Regions from separate parts of the Homo sapiens genome. Here regions 2 and 3 are each linked to region 1. Evidence: chromatin loops called from intact Hi-C (ENCODE). Cell type or tissue: IMR-90. All regions are shown on one strand. Region 1 has its middle 110 kb from the start of COL21A1. Region 2 overlaps DST (dystonin). Region 3 overlaps DST (dystonin).

Evidence for each region. Peaks named below come from ENCODE experiments on the same cell type or tissue, not always from the same donor. Only the 100,000 strongest peaks of a DNase experiment are listed, where the experiment ranks them.
Region 2: a loop joins it to region 1, with 5 times the contacts of the local background. A loop is called at or near these places in 5 of 110 quality-filtered maps.
Region 3: a loop joins it to region 1, with 3.0 times the contacts of the local background. A loop is called at or near these places in 26 of 110 quality-filtered maps.

Annotation. Positions count from the first base shown.
Region 1 is chr6:56,355,946-56,363,945 of GRCh38, reverse strand. It overlaps a transcript of COL21A1 not described here. Among named protein-coding and RNA genes, the nearest start is that of COL21A1, 110 kb to the right of the region's middle. In IMR-90, a CTCF peak has its summit at 4,531 (motif pointing left); a DNase peak (open chromatin) is centred at 4,505.
Region 2 is chr6:56,753,135-56,761,134 of GRCh38, reverse strand. The region is part of intron 4 of DST (dystonin); the gene reads left to right. Among named protein-coding and RNA genes, the nearest start is that of DST-AS1, 87 kb to the left of the region's middle. RefSeq lists an enhancer at 1,101-1,657 and a silencer at 3,339-3,388. In IMR-90, a CTCF peak has its summit at 3,286 (motif pointing right); a DNase peak (open chromatin) is centred at 3,314; H3K27ac peaks cover 2,326 bases.
Region 3 is chr6:56,539,016-56,547,015 of GRCh38, reverse strand. All of the region lies in intron 61 of DST (dystonin), which reads left to right. Among named protein-coding and RNA genes, the nearest start is that of COL21A1, 300 kb to the right of the region's middle. RefSeq lists enhancers at 3,936-4,355, 4,060-4,825. In IMR-90, a CTCF peak has its summit at 4,176; a DNase peak (open chromatin) is centred at 4,095; H3K4me3 peaks cover 3,972 bases; H3K27ac peaks cover 2,951 bases.

The DNA of each region.
Region 1 (8,000 bases):
GTCCCAGTAATTACCTGCCCATTGATCTAATTTTTGTTCTGACTTGTCACCTATTAGCAATATAGGCATTCTTGCTTTTAAATCAGAGGTTCTCAGATTTCTGAAGTAGTTCTCTTCCAAGGAAGGCACAGTCCCCTTGGGGGTTGTTTGGGAATGTGTCGGGGGGTATTTTGGGTTGTCCAGTCAGATTTTATCAGGCAGAGAGCAGTGATGCTAAGCTTCCTGAAACACACAGGACAGACCTGTTCAGTATAAGATCTCCTCACCCCAAATGTCCAAGGTGAGTTTAAATGGACAAATATTACCCAATACCTCCCTCTCAGTCCTGATGGCCCCTCCTAGGAACTTCACTTATCTCTGGATGAAGCAAATCTTCTGAAACACACAATCACCTGGTAATGCCACAGGGTGACTGACCTCAAAATGGCTCCCACAGTGATCTGTGGCACAACAGGACCACCTAAATGAGTCCAAAGACCTGGATTCAAGTCTCATTCTATCATTTCCTAGTGGTGTGGCCTCTGCTGAGTGACTTAACCTCTGTAAGCCTCAGTTTTCAGATCAGAAAAATGAAGATATGAAAACATACCTCACAGGGCTGTGCAGATTAAAATAGACGATAAGTGTGCAATCACTGCAAATAAAAAGCTCCATACACATGATACTTATTACGTGTATATGACCTGCTGCTTCTGCTGTCTGAGACACTTAGGAGAACGAGGCCTAAGCCTGGTTCCCAGAAGGCTAGGAAGTGAGCTTTGCTCTCCAAAATCATGCATTCGTTTATGAGTTTAGAGAGGACAATTTGTCTCTCCATTTCTTGGGCACATATGTAGGACACTCATTTTGAAGGCTGTGCATAACAGATGTCAAACATTCATGTTTCTAGGAAGAATGCCCCAAAGAAGTTACTGATTGTCTCTTCTGGCTTTTGGTAGTGCCTGGCCCTGATGGAGATTCAGGGCAGAGATGTTGCAAAGAAGGTGGGAGAAAGGCATCATTGTGATAAGCCCTGGAAATATAAGGGGCAATGTGGGCGTGGGGGGTAGGGTTTGCTGCCAAGTGGAAGAATTAATAAAGTTTTCAAATACGCACCGGCCCGGGACCTGGGATCAAACACACAAACAGCTAGGGACTTGCACAGCAACAAGAGAAGGCTGCTGAGGTTCTTAACAGAGGGGCCTAGGTGGTAGAGGTGGTGGGAGTGGGGAGGGCTGATCCAGGCAGACTGTGTATAAATGCTGGCAGGAATTCAGGAATGAGAGGGGTTGTGCCCGTGTGGAAAGTAGAGAGAGGTGTCTTCATGGTAAGTGGACTGGGGGAGGAGCATATCTTTGAAGGAAAGGCCGAGAAGGAGATGTCAGAGGGAGAGCCAAAATCAGCGTTTCTTAAACATGGGGCCACTGCTACTTTGAGTAAATTTAGTAAAATGTATTTGAACAAATTTAGTAAAAGTCTCAATATTTTAAACCATTGAGTCCTTTACCTACTGGTCTATTTATAAATCAGGGATCCCAAATTATTGGCTTGATCAAATTGGCAAAATTACTTATTTTATTTAAAATTAAAAAATAATACATACTTATTGTAGAAAATTTAGAAAATAGAGCTAAGCAAAAATAAGAAAACTTAAGGCACTCATAGTCCCACCACACAGAGATAACCATGGTTAACATTTTAGTGAGTTTTCTTCAGACACGATTATACATTTAAAATATAATAAATGAGATCATACTTTATATAATTTTTTTCACTTGCTATACTGCTAGTATCTCTCTAGCTTGGCTGAACTTGCTACTTGTCAATGGTTTGTCATCTGGCAATTTCAGGGTGCCCCTGTGGTAGTAGGAGATGGTGGACGGGTCGGGGGTGGATTGGGCAAGGGTTTCCAGGGGCAAGCGCTCATTGTGTTCAGTTAACCTGGAGACCTGATTCATATCCTCTTAGTGACCAGGAAGGTGACTGTTCCTGATGGAAGGCCAAACAGCCAGAGAGCCAAAGGAAAAGGTTACGTCTGTTTGAAAACAATGCTTGATATCCTTGTGGATGAACCATGGACACTTTGAGCTGTGCTTCCTTACACAGGCTTCAGTAGAAATGCTACTTAAAGAGATATTGGTTGCCTTTGTGTTGTTTATGTTGTAGAAAAGAACACACACACACACACCACACACACACACGCACACGCACATACGCAGCCATCACTCATAACCCCACAGAGATAACTGCTTTGACTTTTTGATTTTTTTTTATGCTTGGATCTTTCGTTCCTAATTTAAAATAATTCTGCCAACCAGAGTTTCCTATTATTACCATTTTGGTGCCATTATTTTTAAAACCAAAATTGTAGTTATTCTGATTTGGAGCTTCTTTATCTTCCTGTAGTAACCAAGTGTTTTCCTTAAGCCACTGGATAATCTTCTACATCATTTCAAACAGGTACCTGATAGTCCACTGAATGGATTATAAGGATGAAAAATAATCCTTTGTCACTGAGCATTTAGGTTATTTCCAACTTTAGGCTTGTTTTCCAATAATGTTTATAATATTAAAAATAAAATTAAGCAAATAGTTGTGCAACCTGCAAACAAAATCATGATCACTGAATACCCTGGTTATTCTTTTATGAGACGGAGCATGACATGGAAGAAACTCAGGAGACGGACATCCCACTGGCTCTGCTTTTGAGGATGTAGTTTAGTCTCATCCTCGTTTTACAGTGTAGAGAACTGAGAGTCAACAAACTTGAGTTACCTCTCCCAACCACAGAACAAGCAAATCATAAAACCCGAAAGTCTCTGACTTGCTGTCTTATGCCCTTTATTTGGTTAATATTGATTGATTGATTGATTGAGACGGAGTCTTGCTCTGTCACTAAGGCTGGAGTGCAGTGGCGCAATCTTGGCTCACTGCAACCTCCACCTCCCAGGTTTGAGCGATTCTCAGCCTCCTAAGTAGCTGGGATTACAGGCACGCGTCACCACAACCTGGCTTATTTTCGTATTTTTAGTAGAGACGGAGTTTCCCCATGATGGCCAGACTGGTCTTGAACTCCTGACTTCAGGTGATCTGCCCACCTTGGCCTCCCAAAGTGCTGTGATTACAGGCATGAGCCACTGCGCCCAGCCTATTTGGTTAATATTTAAATCCAATATTCTTAGATCTAAAAATACAAATAAGAAAAAAGGTGAGGGTTGTTGCTGATAATAATTCCAGCATCCTTTCTACCTGAGACTTATAGAATCATATTTCTGTTATTTAGATACATTTCCACTTATTTTAGGGATGGTGCCCTGGAAAGATACCGTATGTATTTGGTGTTGTCAACCTACACGATTTTGGTTTTAAATCTTTTCAATGCCTTTTTAAATTCATGCTGGCAACTTTTTGCAAAAACGTTTTTACCTGTTGCTATTGCATTATTCCATCCCCTTCCATTTTGGTTTCTATTTCTGTTAACTCTTGCCACCACATCATCACTCTGAGTCCTCAGGTTCACAGTGTTTATTATGGCTTAGACTCTTCTCATATTTAATAAAAGGGCCTGTTCATGTCTTTCATCGGGTTTGCAATAATCTCAGTATCATGCACATCCCTGAGTCTAGCATCTGTTCTCCCTGACTTTGCAATTTTGAATTCTGCTATTGTAACCTTCAAAGTGGTCCACATCACATCAGTGTGAAGTCGAACAGATGCCATGGCACAATGCAACTGGCTTTACTCTCTTTATGTGCTCAACCTATTCGGTGGTAGATGTGACACGACCCTCCCTCCACTCCCCTGTCACTTTTAGTAGTCTAAGCCTTCTGCTTTCTCATCACCATTGTATCTTCAAGGACTTCCAATTCCAGGAGAATGATTTAAAATCCTGTGAAAAAGAATCAGTGCTTCAAAACCTCTCTCTGTCATTCTTTTTAGGTCAATAGAAATGTTCATTTATGTGATTATTTGCAGTGCAAATACGATTATTCAGTGATGTTTTGAGCACATCATATCTTGCTAGTTTATTATTCCACAGTTTGCAATGACTCTTTGCAGAAGGAAGATCACAAATTAGATTAAGGAATATGTTTCATTTCCTTCGATCTAGGACACGGATAGGACTTCAGAGACTCCAGCAATTCTCCTTTGTCTTGCTTTTCAGACTCACATAATAGAACATCAATCTTGCAAAGGATCTCTCTGCCAAAACCACTGAGTTTAATTTAATGCACTACTTGGTCAAGACTGGAAGTCTTTATCTTCCATCCTCCATTAATATATCAATCTTAAGCATGACTGAAAAATGGGTACATTACTCGTAAAGATAAATTTGTGCATGTGCTCAGAAATGTCTCCTTTAGAATAATCAATAACAGATGTCCGATTGCCTCATATTTTCAGGTTTGAAATGTGACTTTATTAATGTAATAACGAATTACAGGACATAAACAGAAAAAAACCCAAACCAACCAACCCCCACCTACTTCCATGATCTGATTCAGGGAACTGAGTTGAAGAAAGGTATTGTGAGGTGCTTTGGTGCCCTCTGGTGGGTAATCATCTGAACAACACAGACGGTGTTTTAGTCATAGTTCATTTTGAAGGGGCCTTGGAAATCTGTTCCAATCCCCAAACTATAGGAGACAAAACAGAGCCCACGGGGCCCAGTGACTGGTGCAGAGTTCCAGGAAATCGTAATCCCGTGTCAGTCTAACTTGAAGCATTCTTGTTAAGGTTACTGGATAAGTATATAATTATCATATATTTGAAATTGTTTTCAGAAAATATTATCAGAAAAATTCTTCCACAGAGTAATTTTGGTGTGGAATGATCTGATGTATTTTATGATAACTTTTAGACAATGAAATTATATTTTAGAAGTGAATTATAGTCAGTTTAAATACTTACTAAATTCTATGAAAGTTTTGAGAAAAATTATTCAATATATTATAGATAGAAAATGTGACATTGATAAAATAGAAAAATTGCCAAGCTTTAACCAAACATCTGTTGAATGGAATTTTTTTTTTAACCATTGGGAAGGGAAAATACACCACATTATACTGTTGGATAAGACAAAACTTCTACACATATTCCTATAGCTCTATTTATCCATTTGACCATAACGTGCATTTTCATGCAATTTAAAATATTAATAAATGTGACTTTTCCAGAATATTTGGAGATTTTAGGCTTTTTTCTTTCTTCTTTAATTTATATTCTTTGAGTATCTCTCCTGACTTGGGGACATGTTTGGTAGAATTCCATATTTTAATGCTAAACTTTTCTTCTGATACAATTTAAATTCCAGCAAGATTTAATCAAAACTGCTAGAAGCTTAAAAACATACAGAATTGAATTATGGATTGTGTATACCAGTGGGTTGGAGTTGTTTTAATTTCTATTTTTCTTTCTCTTTCTGCCTCCTTAGGCTGTTGAATTTTACCATGTAGACAAGAGATCTAGGGAAAGAGGAGAAGGGAAGATATAAATCAAATTACACTTTGCAATCATCGTTTGAAGATTCAAATTCAGACGTGAAATCAATTGTTTAGAGAGGACATTTATGTTCAAATTGTAATATAACATCGTCTGTCTCAAACTTGGTTTGGGGTTTTTTTTTTACATATTAAAATTTCAGATTATCTTCAAATGTTGCTTGATTTGATTCAATCAGATTTGGCAACTAAAAAGTCCTAACAACAACAGCAAGAACATCTACATCTCGTTGAGAATGGACTAGGTGTGAGCCACTGCACTTGGCCTTCTCTATATTGCATTCCCTGAAACCTAAAACCGTATCAAAAGTGACACATCATCATTTTATATACCCCTTAGAAAAAAAGTGCAACTGAAATATTGCTAAATGATTTAATATCACATAGAATGTCATTGTATATATATTGAAAGAGCTGTATTAGGCTTAGCTAGACATTGATTCTTTTATCAGATATCACTCTTGTGCATGTATAAAAAGGTAAGTACGAAGAAATTGAGGTATTTCTAAACGTTTTTTGCATTCAGTCTATCTTCACTGAATCACTCTGACTCAGAATTGTTGAGGTTCTTGTTTCACTACCAGTATTGTCTTCTGTGGGTAGCACAGCATTTTTTAGAAGATGCCTATTATCTCCCATGCCACTGATACCTCTTCTGCAAGGCTTGGCATGCCGTGAAGCATTCTTGAGGTGTCAGCAGAAGGTTTCCAGAGAATAACCAGGACCCAAACTCCTTTCTCAAATGGTTCTGAGAACTTTGTTATTGTTTTCTGTCATTGCTGAAGATAATTAAAATTTCTCCGTGGCAGAGCCCTGCTGCCCAATTACAAAAATAACATCAACAGATCAATCTCCACAATCCTGAAGCAATCATGGCAGCTTTGATGATTTTGGTACAGGATGTGGTGAAAAATGTTATGGAATTCATCTTTATTTGTTTTTCAGAAATCACAATCAGAGCCCACTTACATTTTATGCGTACTTTCACACATTGTGTAGTGTCTTGTGTATTTCTTTCACCTCCACTGGAAGTTGAGTTCCAGTCATGCTACCAGTGTTAGCGAGTTTGTGCATGGACAGGCGATGATAGCTACATGCAGCTACACTCTTACGGATGGCAATTGTAAGATGCTGTAGATTGTAAGATACACTTCCATTTTGGAGATGTCAGACATGGGGAGACATAATTTTTTGAATCAGTGAAGTATGATGTGGTACTCTTTAATTTCCATTATAACCTTGTGAGGTAGATACTGTTTTCTCTAATTTACGGATTATTCAGTGAAACTATAGCACTAAAGGAAGATTTAAGAATACAGAGAACAGACTTTGCAAGAGGAATGGTTGCTTTGAGTTAGTCCTTTCTAAGCAATTAGAAGAAATGAGGAGTGATTGTTTCAGTTCATGGGACCTGGTATTAGGTATGTATCCTATTTACAAAGAAGTAAATTTATGATATATATTGTCTTTAGTGGGCCCAGAAAAAAAATGCACAGAATACTGAAGAATGTGTAAAAGTACTGATAAAATGTAACTGACCTCTAGTTTTGATTTCTGAAAAACAAATAGAGATGCATTTCATAACATTTTTTTCATTGTCTCCTGTACCAAAATCATCGAAGCTGCTGTGATTGCTTCAGTATTGTGGAGACTGAACTTTTGATGTTATTTTTGTAATTGGGCAGCAGGGCTCCTCCATGGAGAAATTTTAATTATTTTCAGCAAAGATCCAAAAGCTTCTTCAGAGAGAAGTGCTTCACAGCAGGAAATGGTGGCTAAGAGATTCATCCTATCGAAACAAGAATGTGTCAACAAATTTTCCCAGGCGTGTGCCAAGGAACTGCCTAAGGAATTTAAGCTGCCTGCAAGTTGTCACCATCTGGCCACAAAGGATACCTTTTATGAGAAAATCATGTTGTTATTCCATAAGGCAGTCATTATTTTATGTTGGCCACATTTCATGCAACTCAGCCCTCTGTTTTTAATGTGAAGACATTGGGTAGAAGTAATATCTTTTTGTCTCTTTGGGGGGCAGAGGGGAGTGAGTACCCCTGACATATAGTGGGTAGAGGCCAAGGATGTTGCTAAATATGTCGCAGTTCACAGGACAATCACTGCCTCTCTGTCCCCGCCCCCAACCAGGAATGATCAGGCCCAAAATGTCAATAGTGCTGAGATTGAGACATCTCAGTCTAGCCCCTTATAGTACTTCAGCTCCTACAAAATAGCATCTCTTCTGGAAAGCCTTTTGGGTGCCTCTTCCATGAGCTGCCTGGCATCCTATGCTCACTGCCTTCACAGAACTCATTATTCTGTTCTTGGTCTCTATTATGTCCTTAGAAACTGGCATTGTGCTTGAATACATTACATTGGTTACAAATGAATGACAGAAATTTAATTAGAACTAGCTTAGGCAAAATAAAGAATCTCAGGAAATATTGAAAAACCCAGCTTCAGCAAGGTCCGAATCCATTTCCTCCTCAGCTTCTGCATCCTAGTCTTCCACTTTTTTGGGAGCTT
Region 2 (8,000 bases), 400 kb before region 1:
GGCCTCTCCACAGTGCTGTTTAAGTGTCTTCAAGACATGGCAACTGGCTTCCCCCAGGGTAAGTGATGTAGAAATCAAGAAAGAAACCACATTGCTTTTTATGACCTAGTCTCAGAACTCTAACACAGTTACTTTAGTTATATTCCATTAATTAGTGTCCCTACATGCACAGTGATTGGAATTAGCTCTTGAAGGGAGAAGTTTCCATGTATGGACATGTTTTAAAACCACCACATGAGTTGTCTGTGCAGTTTCACTACACTTTTTTTTGTTTAATCTCAGTCTCATCCATAAAAGGGAGATTTAATTATACTATCCACTTTATGTTGTTATTGAAGGATCTGATGACTTTAATACATGAAAAGTACTCAAAACAATTCCTGGCATATAATAAGTGCTCAGCAAATGCTACCTTTTATTACTTAAAGATATGTTTAGTAGTATTCAAGGTAGTAATTCCTATATTGACAGAATAAGGGAAAATCAAGGATGCATTTTCAGCCACCTTATGGGCAAGAGCTGGGGGCAAATATAATACTTGCTTGTATTTATAATTACCCTGGCACCAAATGCCTTTATCTATGGCCTGATCAGCTTGCTTTTTACTTAACCAAATTCTGGCCAAAAGATCTGAGCTCATAAATATCTGAAAGCTGATACACATTAGAGTTTAAAAAGGAAGAAGATTAAGCATCATTACACAGTGGGTCTTACTGGGGTTTAGTGGCTGATACACATGGAGAGACATACAAAAAATAAAGTAGTATTAAGAGATGCTGGAAACTAATTTTAAATAAGTTTTAAATAAGATACATTAAAAGGTGTATTTTAATAATTCATTCTCAAAGTTGTTTAATGTCCTTACCCATATTACCCCAAAACATGGCTTAATCATGTGGCATTTCTTAGCAGTTCATTCTATGGATTTGCTATTAAATTATTTGCCTCTAGGTACATATTTCAAAGTTAGATATGTGTCTTTGAATATATTTAGAAATGTTCAGACTTGTGCAATTTTCTTTTAAATTTGTGTTCTCTCAAAGTTATTTTCTTTTTTGCTTTTGGGGGACATGGAAGAACCAAAATATCCTTTATATGCTTTTATTTTTTGAGTGGGTATAAGGAGATAGAAATCCTATTATTTGTTAATTTAAAAAATAAAAGGATTTTGACATATGCAGTGCATACTCTATGGTTGGACCACAAAATGATTCTGTGAAACTATTAGATTCTTCAAGGACTCACTTTGCTTAGAGGACAAGAATGGCAGGTGGAAGGAGTGCTCTTTGCCTTGCCTAGAGTGTAGTGTCTTTGATGGGGAGTAGCTGTTTAATGAGAGGCTTTAGGACACATCCAGTCAGATTCACACGCGCCTCTGGAACTCTTTGTTTTCAGGCTGCAGTTCCTTGGCTGTGTCAGCATCTTTATTGTCTGAGCTCAGAAACCCCTTAGTGCACCAAACCAGGAAGGGAAACTGGCAGCATGCAAATGACTGACAAAGGGATTGTAATATATTAGAGGTCTCTGATAGTCATTAAAAATTTTGAATGGAAAAAAATATGCCAGCAGTTAATAATATCAAATAAATTAAAACTACAAAGTCATTCCTGTAGCTGTAAAATTAGTTTCTTGAGATAGACGTTTTTGCTACTTGTGGTTTTTGATTTATTTATTTATTTATTGGGATGGAGTCTCTCACTCTGTCACCCAGGCTGGAGTGCAGTGGTGCAATCATGGCTCACTGCAACCTCTGCCTCCCCGATTAAAGCAATTCTCCTTCCTCAGCCTCCTGAGTAGCTGGGACTACAGGCATGTGCCACCATGCCTGGCTAATTTTTTTTGTCTTTTTAATAGAGACAGGGTTTCACCATGTTGGCCAGGCTCTCCAACTCCTGACCTCAAGTGATCCGCCCACTTCGGCCTCCCAGAGTGCTGGGATTACAGGCGTGAGCCACTGCGCCTGGGCTGATTTATTTTTAAATATTGGGGTACATAAGTATTCTTTATAAATTTGCTGCAGTGACCCACAATAATAGTGGCTTTAAATGATCATTTGTATTTCCACTTATGTAGCAGTCGAGAGGTGGGGAGTGCAGGATGATAATGCAGCTCAGCTTCATGAGGTCAGCCAGGGCTGGTATGATGCTCAGGGTCAGGCGCTGTATGGGTTTTAAAACATGTGTGCAACTTCTTTGCTGCTTTTCCCATTGTGCACTCTGGTTGAATCTGGTTGGGCACCTGGCTCTCTTGTAACCAGTAGAATACCACATGACTTTCATGGTTATGTCAGGAAAGGTGATGCAGCCTCTGCCTTGCTGCTGGGTCCGTTGCTTTTAGAACCTTGAATTACCACAAAGTAGTTTGACTACCTTGAAGCTGCCATTCAGTGAGAAAGTCAGGCCACATGTAGATGACACCTGTGGCTGTTCTCGCTGACTGCTTCAAATGAGGTTCCAGCCAATAGTTAACATCAGCCACCAGCCATGTGAGTGAGGATGCCTCCAGATGATTCCAGTCCCCAGTGGTCAAGCCACCCAGCTGTTGAGTGTTACTAGCTGAGGCCCAGACATCATGGAACAGCAGCAACCTGCCCCCCTTGTACCTGGTTTGAATTTCTGACCTACAGAATTCTTGAACATAAAAAAATGGTTGGTTTTCATAGTTGAATTCCAGTGTAGTTTGTCACATAGTAACTGGAACAGGGACCCAGGTTCCTTTTGTCACATTGCTTTGCCATCTAGGTTGTTACTCTTACATGTTTTTTTAGATGTTTCACCACCACATCTGCATTCCAGCCATCTGGATTGAAGAAGTACAAAAAAAGGCACTGTATTCCCCTTCAAGGGCCCTCCTCAGAAGTAGCACAGTCACTTCTGTTCTCATCTCAATGGCCACAGCTGAACTGGAACATAGCCACATCTAGCTCAAGGAAGGCTGGGAAATGTGTATTTATTCCTTGTGTATTTGCACCTAGCTAATAATTAGAGAATTTGTTTCTTTGAGAAAGAAGGATACAAGGATATGGGGAAAAGTTTCTGCTACAGTTGTACGCGCTTGATTATACCAAGTTCTTTACTTTGTGCTGTATTAATGGTAGTTGTTTCTTTCCTGGGAAATTTTCCATTTCAAAGAGCTCTTAGTAGTAGGTTTGTTGGAAAGCATTGTATTTGTGGGTAGGATTAGGTTGGCTAATATTGGTTCTATTTTGCACATGAAAATGAAACAATAGTAACTTTAAGAGAAGGAAGTTTACTTTTCTCTTACTTGAGAGAAGTCCAGCAGGAGGCAGTCCAGGACTGGCATGGTTATAGCCACCATCCACAGAGGCTCCTTACTTCTTGTTCCTGCAGACTTAGGCTGCTGCTTTGTGGTCCTAGATGGCTGCTTGAGCCATATTCATCGGGTCTGTGTCCCCAGCCAGTAGAAAGGAGGAGGGAAGGAAGAAGGGGCAAGGGGCTCATGCCAGATGTCTTACAAAGAAAATTTCTAGAAGCTGCCATATAACACATTAGCTTTTATTTCATTTACTGGAACTTTGTTATTGAAAGTAAGGCTGGGGAGGTGTAGTTTTATTCCAGGCTACCATGTGTCCCCATCAGAATCAGGGTTTCTTTTACTAGGAAATGTAGCACAGCTCACAGCTGTGAGTCCACAGCTCACATCATATTCCTTATACTGTCAATTTGAAAAGAGCTATGTGGTTTGCCAGAACTTGGGCCACACTGTATATTGCACCATAAACAGAATGGTTAGAAACTGTGCATTTCAGAATGTTGTGATTTACGTTTGTGTTCACATAAAACTTCAGCCATTCTTTCCCCATTATTATAAACACTTGGGTTTGTAGGGACATCTGATGTTTACTGGCAGATGACATGCCATGTACAGACTGTCAGTGTTTTAGCCTCAACTCTCAAAGCCTTTCCTGAAAAAAATAAATCCCATTTCTAGTGTATACATAATAGGGCCATCTGTCACTGTTTCTCAGTTGTTTAAAGTTGCATTGTTTGAAGTCCTGCTTTTCTAAAAGTGTATTTTTTTTTCTTCCTGGAACCATCTCTGTTCCTTTGCTTTAAAATGAAAATAGTCTGAATGAGTATTTTAGCCCTTTCTGGAATGAGACTGAGCTTGCTGCAAGGCATTGATTCATCCAGTATCACATACAGTTGCTGAGAGCTTTTGTCTTATTAATACTTCTCTTGAAAAAAGACCATGACTCTTTGTTGTTCTCTGTATAAAACCAACTTTTCTGCCCTGTGTACTAGGCTTGAAAGATTTAATTCATGATTGAACTTGGAAATGCAGAGAAAATATTGTCTTTTATGGCTGATCTAGTCATCTTTATGAGTTTCACCTTCTGATTAGTGAGAAAATGTACTAAAATTGAATCTGTTTTAAAGCATAGTCTGATGTGGCAAATCGAACAGTCTCCTCTGATCTTTGTTCTGTCTTAGATAAAAATGCTTGGTTGTTGAAGGCAGCTTCCTCTCCCTCTCTTTTTCTCTGCGTGTCTTGAGGGAGAGATGTGGCTTTTGCAACCTTGCATTTCTGGGGAAAACACTGTGCTCATTCCTGCCAGCGTCTTTATCCTGGCTTTTAGGACCCCTGCTTCCTGGGTGATTTGTACCCCTTTTCTGTCTTGGATGCCTGGCACCTTGTGGGCCACTGATTCTTAAGTCAGCTACCAGTGAACTCTGGCCCATTCTTGTGACTCAGGCCGTGTCCCACATTGATGTGACTTCCCCTTGGCTTTCCACTAGTGCTCCACACCCATCTGCAGTCTTTCTGGGATGCTTGATTGTTCCTGGCCCATGTGATCTTCTCTGTATCCCTTGCTAGAGAGCCCCCTCTCCCTGCTAGGATGACCCCTCTGGGAGGTGTCCCAGCCAGACACACAGACACTTCTGTGTCTGGTCTGTACCAAGCAGAACCAAGGGTAGCCTCCTTTACACGGTACCAGATAGGGAGTGGGTCAAGAGCCCCCTGTGCCTTCCACATCACTCCTTATTCACTGAATGCACCTCCTCCTCTCAGGGCCAAAGCCTGAACAGGAAAAATTAGTCTTGACTCCCCTCTTGACTCCGTCGTCTTTCTCCTACATATACTATATCATATCCTCCTTTTAGCTAGCCCTATGGCTCTGCTGTCATCGCTGGAAGTGGCGTGTCTTTTCTACCCTGGAGAAGAGCTAGATCAGGCCCCTGATTAAAAGGAGGCAGGGAAGGGAGACAGAAATAAAAGCAATTTGGAAACATCTTTCCAGGCAATAGTATGGCTAGCAAGGCTATGTGTCTTGCTGAATAATCCTATTTTATAAACCAGAAATGGTTATTCCTGTCTTTTTATAGAATTTCTATAATCTCTTTTTTAGGCTGATAAACACTTCATGCCAAAAGGCAAAAGAGAAAATGGGAATAAATTTCAAAATATTATTTTATAATACTTGCCTTAAAGTCTACCAAAATTTTTGTCTTCTTAAACTTTACATCATCAAAGTCAGTCTCTGAGCTAGTAGTGTTTAGCAAGAATAGGGGATTTGGTAATCTGAAGACCTGTGATCAAGCCTTGATTACGAGATCAGTGATAAGGATAAGCTGCTCTCATTGAGTAGTACCTCAGTTTCTTCATCTTTAAATGTAAGTATCTGCCTTACTTACAGAGTATATGTGAATGTAAAGTGGGGTAATTACATGAAAGTATTCTGCCAATGCAGTGTGATTTTATTAATACTAGTTTCCTTGTCTCACATTATGCTCATTTCCATTTGTGTATTTCTGCTACTGCTACCTACAATTGTCTTCTTAAATTTTACATAATCAAAGTCAGTCTCTGAGCTTCTAGCTACCCACAACTGTGCAACTCCTGTACAACTCCTCCTGCGTGCCCACAGGTCTGTTACAAGTACTCAGGGTTACACTGGTAACTCTTCTCTCAGTCCCTATTCTGCATGTAGTCAACCGGTTTCCTATTTAGTGTCTAATGTCTTGTTTTTTTTTTTTTTATTTTCTTCATTAGATTTGAAATGACTTGATGGCAAGGAATATATACTTTATATATGTTTTATACATTTCATACATTTTCTGGTATTTTTTATAGTCCTGGAATGTACTTCGGAGCTGAAAAAAATAGACATTACTTGGTATTACTATAAGCTAGTGAAATAGAAGGGATAATCCAATTATATTTTCTTTATAATCCTGTTGTTTATCTCATTCCTTTCTGATTCTGAAGAGTACCTAACTTCTGAATAACTTATACTAACTGAAATTATTCAGGACTTATGAACTAAAGAACATATGTTTAATTTAAATACTTTATCCATATCTAGTTTTGACTGTTAGAAAATATTTTTAGGTTTTACAAATTTATCTTGGAACCATGAAGTCATTTATTTTACCACACTAAAATATTCATGGGTCAAAGATTTAATTTTTTAATTTTTTTTAAGAGTTGATTTGTTTGAATCCAGCTCTAATATATGTAACATTTTTATTTTAGTGGCTGTGTTTACATAGCTCTTGGATCTTTTCAGGGGCTATATCTTCAGTTTCTGTAATTCAGCAGATTTTGTCTATATTTTGCTAATAAATATTTATGAGGTTGCCATGTGGGAGAAACTAGTGATAATGAGAATGGTCTGTATTTAGAAGCAATTGAGCACATTTACTCTCAAGGACCTGTGATAGATGACATGCTAAAGTAGATTAAATGAAGTCTGGATCTCTCAATTAAGAACATAGAACTTAGAAAGAATCAGTCACACAGACCCCATCGCAGAAATAAAATTTCATAGAAAAATTGTATAAATTCAGACAGAAATCTGCCTTTATTATGAATGTTACTTATTTTGTTTACACTTTTTAAAAGGTTAGCATCTACAAATAAGTTACGTATTTCTTTTGTTGAATTAATTGATTTCCTTTTAGAAGTTGTACTTTATAAATAAGTTACTTTACTCTTACCAGAGATCACTTGGAATGGCATCTATCACTATATATTCTTCAGTTTCTTTCTTATTCCTATTGCTAAAAGAAACCGAAAGTCATTTCTTTTGTAATTGAAAATTTCATTATCAGTGGTATGAAGTGAATTTCCAAAATGGCTCATGTAAACAAAAAGCTCCATTTTAAGAAGCATTACTGTGTTCTTTGTTCTAGGCTGCATTTTGGAACCATGGACATTTCACTGGCTATGCTGTTATGCTGTTACTCTAACTGGACAATCAGTTGTGTTTTAAGGGTAGACATAACTATGAACAAGTGTCTAGTTAATGAATATGCCTCCATGATACATGTCCTGTTGCCACTTCCAAACCTCATTTTGTTAACTTGTGCTTACTCATTTCATTTTTTTCCTAAACATTTTCTCCAGAGAACTTTGGTTAACTTAATTTAAAACAATAGGTTTCTTGGAGTCCCATTTGATAATTCTGTGGTTACTAAAGTAGATAGAGATTAGCAGAAGCCAGAAGGATGCCTCTGATGTTGCCATTACTAGATTGCAGGAAATATTTGAGATCAATGCATTTAAGTCTATCAAATAGCACTAAGAAGAACTACAGTTTTATGTTAAGCATTCTCTTAGGTGCATAACATTCATTATTTCTTTTTAGCTTCTATGCAAGTGTTTGAAATGGGTGCTATTTATCCCTATTTTACAGATGATGCAAATAAATCTTAGGGAGTCTTTAATAAGACTGTTGCTTTAGCCAATAGAGTTAGTAGCAGAGTGGGGATTTGAGGTCTGGTATTTCTGCCTTTGAAGTTGGTGCTCTCTAAACTGAGAGGAAAATGCTTATATGCAGCCATTTGAATGTTCTGTTCACTGTTTTCTGTTGCCTTCCTGATAGACTCCCAGCTTTTTAGCATGGCATATCTTTGTAGGTGTTTTATTCTAGTGTAGCCATTCATGACTCTTCTGTATGCATTGCATACCATATCCACTCTCACAGTTATGCCTTCTTCTACCTTATACTCGCCATATCACTGCCTCCTACGTAA
Region 3 (8,000 bases), 180 kb before region 1:
AAGTTGGTTGTTCTGAAGGCAGTTCCAGCCAGAGATTTTATAATGTAGGATTTTTTGGTAGTTGTTATTTTGTTTTGCTTTTACCTTGATAAACCTATATCACCATTTTAGAGTGATCCAATAAAACAGCCAAACTGCGGTATCTACTGTCATTATTATAGGCCCACCTTTGATCAAAGGAAACCTTCATAATGTATTTTATTAATATGGAAAGTTGCTTAAAGTTGTGTGTGAGAGAGAGACAGAGAAGAATTTGCCTTGTTATGAAATTAGACATTGGTTTCTTGAAAAGAACATTTGAGTGGTAAATGTTTATCTAGGTCTCTAATCATTCATTAATAACAATGTAGGATAAGGAAATGCTACGATTTTAAGTGAAAAGTGTCTGGAGCTGCTCAAGAACTGGATACAACAAGAAAATGTCTGTGCTCACAGATCCTATTCTCACATATCTCCAGTTGTCTTCATTTCAAGCTTTATTTCTTTTGTCAGTATTTTAATATGAAAAGTATTTCCAGATTTTGTTTGTTTTTTTTTTTCTCTGAAGAAAATTGAATAGGGCCATTAACATGTGAGTTGCTTCTGCTTGCTGGATAGCTTTTCTTTAAATGAACTTTTTGACATTTATATATATATATATATATATATATATATATATATATATATATGAAATATGTATATATTTCAATTAATAAGATTTATATATAGAATCATCTTCTGTTACATAGAATTTTTTTTCACTGTCACCAGAAAACCTCATTGAAGATGTGGGAAAGGCATAGTCTTAGTATTGTAGTAACTTACAGGAAGAAGAGCAAGTGCTCATTAAAGATATTAACTAAGGTTCACATCAAGATAAACTCCTGTCAAGATCAGTTGGTGAATCTCTTGTTTCTAAATCGGTTTAGGGCTTTAGGATGAGAATATTCTACTTTCTTCTAAATATAAACTGTATTCCCATGAAATAAATAGTTATTGCATATTCATATGATGCATATTCATATCTTTGGAAACGTTTAGCCATTTATGTGAATAAATTTAATAGTTTGAAAACTAAAAATATAGCATGCCTTCAGTTTTCATTAGCTAATGGCTTATTTGTTTTAGAAAGAACAATTTTTGCTCTTAATGCCTGTTTATGTACTTGCAGCACAAAACGCATATCCCTTGTTTGACTTCTCATCCTGATTTCAAGAGCTATCAGGCCAAGAGTTATTCATTGATAATAGTGCGTTTACTTACATAGACATTTTTCACTTACTGCACATTGAACTTAATACCTCCAATCCTTCAACCCTAAAACCTCCATGTTTCAGCTGATAAAATTGCTCTTTTCTATGAGTAAATAATGTGTAAATAATAATCATAAATGTGAATGATAAAACTTTTCTATGATGTACATTGTTGCACTTAGTGGGAAGACTTTTCAGGGACTTTCCTTTTAAAAGATTTAATTAAACTTTAGGAATATAAAATGAGAAAATATTACTGTTTTGCTTATAATTCAATTAGTAGTTGTGTACTTTTCTGAAATCATCTGCTTTAGTAGATAGTTTAGCTGGATTATATCTAGTAGGCTACAAAAAGTAAGTAAAGCTACATTTTGAAAACAGCATTATGATTTCTGTATTATGAAATAATAGTGTTGGCTATTTTTCAGGAAAACTTTACGTACCTTATTATGTATTTCTCTCATTGTGAAAATGTGAGGGGGCTGGGCACAGTGGGTCATGCCTGTAATCCCAGCACTTTGGGAGACTGAGGCAGGAGGACTGCTTGAGCCCAGGTGTTCAAAACCATCCTGGGCAACAGAGTGAGACCCCATCTCCACAAAAAATTTTTAAAATTAGCCAGGTGTAGTGGTGCGCATCTGTACTTGGGAGGCTGAGACAGGAGGATCACATGAGCCCGAGAGGTCAAGGCTGCAGTGAGCTGTGATCATGCCACTGCATTTCAGCCTGGGTGACAGAGCAAGACCCTGTCTCAGAAAAAAAGAAAATGTGATGGATCTAGATATCATGATTAATATTTAACATGGTTTAATATATCTTGATTTTATTAACATTAGAGGCTATAACATTTATAGTAGCTGTCTAAACCAAATTTTTGGGGAAAAATAAACCAGTCCGGTTCTGCTCTATATATGAGCTCTTACATGTCATCCAGGTAAGACTTTGGAATGTGATTTCAAGTAACAAAGATATATGTAAATTATTGTGACAAATTTTAATAGCACAAATCTTAATGTGAATCAATATAAAAATCAGTTCAATAAAAAAGGAATTTAGTTATTAAATAAGTGGTGTATACTTGAACTCAATTAACTAGGGAATATTTTCCCATAGCACTGTTTACTTCCGAACTGTGTCATGGCCATTTTCTCATTCACATTCCCATTCTAGTGTAAGTGGTGTAAGGACAGTGGTGGCTATGTCTTTACAACATCATTTTTCCAGTGCTTACATGTTGTTTGGCAGACAGTGAGTGCTATTTTTTTGAATCATTTAATTTATGAATGAATTATTTGTGCAGTTTTAAAAATGTACTACCCACCTCAAATGTGAGGTTATATGTTGCTCCTCTTAGCTTTTCATAAGCCTAGAATAATATTGTGCTAATGATTCAGAGTTAGAGTCTAAGGTGAACTGAATTAGAGCCATTCTTTATTATGAAAAGTTCTGTAAGGATCTTAGAGTGTTTAGAGAAAGGCACTCAGAGATCTCAAGGAAACTTTATTATTCATATTGCCATGAATAAGTAGTTTTCTAAGCTTACATATCAAGAGAGCGGCAGCTGGGAGTAAGACTCTTGGCCTCTACTATTTCCCAGTCTAGTGCCCAATCCACTGTTCAAGCGTGGTAAGTATGAGACCATTTTTCTTTCTCTTATCAGTGCCTTATTACAGCCTGTGTGCTTGAACACCACAGAATCAGGTGCTTGTTGAAATATTTCACGTCTTGAACATGAAAAATTGGCATTGATATTGTGATGTGGATGGATATTTTTAAATCTCTTTTTCTTTATAGATAGTCATATATCTAGTCAACTTAATGATGGCCACATACTGAGTTGCATCTAATAATCTAATAATTGTTGAATGGATGAGTTACCGATAGAGTTTTCATTATGAAAAGATTTTTTTAAAAAAGATTCAACTCTTAGATTTATCGAATGAATATTGAGATAACGTTTTCTCATTAAAGGCACAAAAGTTTCCTCCCACATCTTTTCTGTAAAATTAACAAAGAAAGTATAAAGTTGTTTTTACTAGAACTGCCTTCTTCATTTGGAGTTAGCACAGTTTTGTTCATGTTCAAATGATTATTTTATGAGATTGAAGAAAGACCGCTTCATTTGTAACTGACACTCTGACGATGTTTCTTATTTTGTAAAATAGAGAATGTTTAGATTTTATTTAAATAAAACTATTAAATTTCCTACAAAGACTAAGAGTTGGCTTGCTGAATTTATTTTCAAACAGTATTTTTAGAAGGGTGTTCAGTAGATAAAAATCTGTGGAGGTGATTTTGTTTATTAAATATCTGGAGTCAGTGAGTACCACTCTTGGGCCTTGTGTTAACCTCAAGAGTACTGTATGGTTATTAGTAACTACTAATATTCATGTCAGCAGTGCTGAGAGCCCCTCACTGGTAGGAATACTTTACTCTGGAGAACAGTTAGATTTGAACTTGGGCTTCAAAAGGGAACGGCAAAACACTCTCGACTTCAAAGTGATCTGCACTTTGCATCGCAGATACTGCTGAAGCATCAGATTCTTCAGTGTAAAAGTGCGGTTTCAACTGAAGGATAGGGACCTATGTAGCCCCCCTTTTCCCATTTAGTATTCAAATGAGTGCGGTCTCTGGACCTTCACAAAATAATTTCTTCGCGGATCTCCCGGTGCCAGGTTCTGCCTCCGCAAGCCCTACGGATCCCCTCCCATTTTGAAGTAGTCGGCGGGGTTTCCGCGGTGTTTGAACCTGAGCTGTCCCTCTCCCCAGTGGCCGGACTCGGCCTGCTTTGCGCTGATGTCACCACAAGCTGTTACATTGCAGCCTCTCGGCTTCGAGGTACCTCCCACTGAAACCGCTCGCCGACTCCCGGGAAGAAGCGAAAGATGACTGCGAAGTTAAGTCACGGGAGGGCGTAGCACCGAAGTGGTAGAGAGCTGCGGCTCCGGAACGCCCGGCAGGCCCAGAGACGCAGCAGATGGTGCCTGAAGAGAGAGGGCGTTGCTGCAAGCGCCCTGGCTGGAGAGCATGCCTGCCCGGCACCGTGCTGCCCTGAGGAGCCGCGGACAGCCCCGGAGCTCCCTTCCGGAGTTCTTTCTGCTGCCTCCACCGCCACCGTCTCTCTCTAGCCCCAGCTGAAATGAAGGCCATACCGCGGCCACAGAACTTGGTTCAGTTTCAAAGGCTAATGTAGTCCCTGGGTTTTCTGCTCAATGTGAATTACGCTGCCTGTGCCTTAGAGGAAGCCGCGGAGCTCTTCGTTGCTGCAATTGCCTCAGGTGGAATAAGCCTTCCTAAGGAGGACCAGATAAGAATCTTTGGAAATGGCTTTTTTTTTTTTTTTTTTTTTTTTTTTAAAGAAGCTTAGTAGTACACCATGCTTTCTGTTTACTTTAAACGGTTGCTGGATTGTACTGCCCTGGGTGTCTAAAAGTCTGGTGTTTTTTTCTTTCTTCCTTTGAGTAGTTCTGAATAGCATTGAAGAAGCTTAAAACAGGAAGAAAACCTGCCTTTTCAATCAAGTTTATTTATAGCTACTCCCCCCTCCAAAAAAAAAAAGTAAAAGAAAAATGTAACTTTCTCATAACGTTAGACTTAACTTATTTTTCTCTGAAGATTTGTTCTGTGCCTTGATGTGAACAATACCAGGTCCCTGTGTTTGTCTTTTAAATTTCTGGAGCATGGTTTATTTACCAGAATGGTGGAGTTCTGCAAGCCATCTTTAAGTGGATTACAGTTAACCAGAGCTCTGCCGAAATTAACATTCAGGCTGTTAAAATGCTTGCTCATTTGGAAATTTTAATCTGGAAATATCAGACTAAAAAGGGAAATGGACTGACAATGGAATGTTCTGAGTGTTTGAGCCACTGTTAAGTGTGTGTTTGTTTATTTTCTGTGTTTTGGAGTGTGTGAACGGGGACTTTGGGAGCTGGGAAAGGTGGACAAAGGAGATTTTTGTTCTCTGTTATTGATGCACTTTATTGTTTAGAATCATCCTAAAATCAACCAGGTAAAAGGATAGTTGCATTTATACTGATGCACTGCTGATGACCTTAAACACCTCATGTATTATGAAATATATTATTTGAGCATGTGTCTTTATGCTAAAGACACTCCATAGCTCTGTTCAGAAGTATACTTTTTTGGAAGATGCTTTATCTTATTTCTTATCTGTGTCAAGAGCTGCAATATTTGTTTTAACTATCTGCAAAATGGGGAAGCCACTCAGCAGACCAGACTGTTTACGTCAGAATCCCCCATGTGTAGGGAAGGGTGAAGAAGAGGAGGACCTAAATATCGAAGACTGTTACGTCCCACAGCGGTCAATCTATGATACTGTTAGACTAAATGAACAGATAGACTCTGGTTCAAAAGGTAGTCTATCTTCCAGGCATTTTACAGATCGAACTTTACCCTACAGTCACAGAACACTGGATGTTAGTTCTTTATGCTCTAATGGTGCCCTTACTTCTTCCAGTGTATTTGAGCTGAGAGGTCGGGAAGCTAACAAACTAGATGAAAAGATGATCTTTGATGCACTCAAACTAAATAGTGATATCATTCGAACCACAGGATTACCTAAAGCCAAATCTCATGCGGAAAAGAAAGAGCATAGACGGTCATGGCGAATGTTTGTCCCGGCCAATTTTATGGATTATGCAAACAAAAGTGAAAGCTCTTTTGTTGAACCTGCTGATATGTCAGATGCTGTTACCAAGGCCAGCAAGTGCAGATGGGGTACTAATTCTCTCACTTCGGAGGAGGATGACTCTGGTTTATGTAGCCCTCCAGCAGAGAGGGAAGAAAAACAGGGCATTTTAACTGGAGACCAGTCACGAATTAAAAGTTTGTCTTCTACTGAAGATATTCTTGTAACAGACCAATACAGACCATTTTTTTCTGTTAATTCCATTAGCGAACAGAAAATCCCACTGCTTTCATGTCAAAGTGCCCACCCTGATGAAAATTTCAAAATGATTTTACATGATGTTTCTCCACTAGAGGAAGCAAAACATGTAAATGGTCAAAGGGAAATCCACGATGAAAATTGTTGCCTGCAGAATAATTTGAAAGAGAGCCCTGTGAAGTGTGACCCATTAATTATGCCAAGAAATAGAGAAAATGAGCATATTTTTAACCTTGGAGAAGAGGACGAAACATACGGACCTGGAGAATCCCAAATCACAGCACAAAGTAGGGAACTCTTGAAGGATTCCCCTCAAGATTTAGATCTCTCTCACACAGATCTAGGGGAGAGTGATGTAGATTGTGGTAGCACCAGCTTAGTAGAAAATGTGACACTTTTGACACAATATGATTCAGGAGAATGCAACATTGCATCTAAAGAGGAAGTGGAGGCTCCTCTTTCTGCCCAGGAGAGCGAAATGCTCTATAAGAAGTTCTCCCTGAAATTCGTATCAGCAAGAAAGAAAGCAGCACCCAGAAAAACAGGGGCCCAGGCAGGAATATTGGACACAGTCTGCAATGGCTTTCAGTTGGTTCAGGTAATTCATGGAAATATGAAACTCTGCAGTGTCAAAAGTTTGCGGTTCTGCTAAAAGTTTGTGGTTCTGTTTCAGAGTGGTCACTAGTGTTTCTAATAATAATGAAATCCACACTTTTGTTTTGGAGGTTTGACTAGCACCCTGCAAGATGCCACATATTGATAAATGGATAATTATAACAAATTAATAGGGACTGTTTTGGAGAAGAATTGATATTCCCAGCTGTTCAGGGTCCTGTTATTGATTGTGCAGATGGTGGCCATTCCCCTTCATTTAGAAGGCCTCCACTGTGAATATATGTTAATGTTAGGCTTTTACACAAATTGTGGTAAAGACACTGCCATTTAAGAGCCATTATATTGGATTTATTAAGCTTGAACAGGCTTAGTCATGAAGGTACAAACAGTATTATATTGTTATGGCCTGCAAAGTACTCTATCCACATTAAGGACTTTTTTTAATAGGTTGAAAAATTTCTCTCAGGAGCTCTGCATGTGAGAGTAGAGTTATTATGCTGTACTTTGCAGGCATTATAGCTCCCAACTTTTTGTGAGTGGTGAATGAGGTAAGAAAGTAAAGGGTGCAGCCTTGTAATAAGTAGAGATTGCTTGTCAAGCCTGTAATTTTTTTCTTCCCACTCAGATTGAAGTTCAGCTGTTTTGGTACTTTTACTAAACTCTTCTGGTAAACTTGGCCTCAAAGGTAGTTTTATTTTATTTTAAACTTCTCTTCATGCTTGTGTGCTGTGGGTTAGATTAGGGGGAAAGGCTCTCTTCATAGGTATTTTGTTAACATTGAGAGATAAGGAACTTAGACAATATCAGAACCGTTCCTCTTCTCAGTCTGTGAAATAATTGTTCTTGTTAGTTATGCCTTTTTCTTAGACATGCAGTAAATGGCATGCTAATTTAAAAGCTTAGCAAATTAATTTTTTTCTGTAAAGGATATTTCAGTTTATTTGTAGAAAACAATTAAATCTTAGGGGAGTATATACTCTTTAGTAGTTATCTTTTTAAATCCTTAGTATATTTTTGGGGGCACTTTAGAAAACTATCAGATTTACCTAGATCTACTCCAATATAAACCCCTGAAATTAATTTAAAACCAAGACCAGAGGTTAAGGCAATTTAATAGAACATTATTGTTATCCTTTTGTCCTGAAAACTATATAAGAGGGAAAATAAAACGTTTCCTTGAATGTTTATTTACAAGTTCCTGGAATTTAAAAGGTAGCAGTTTTTGTACACCCCCACCCTCCGCCCCC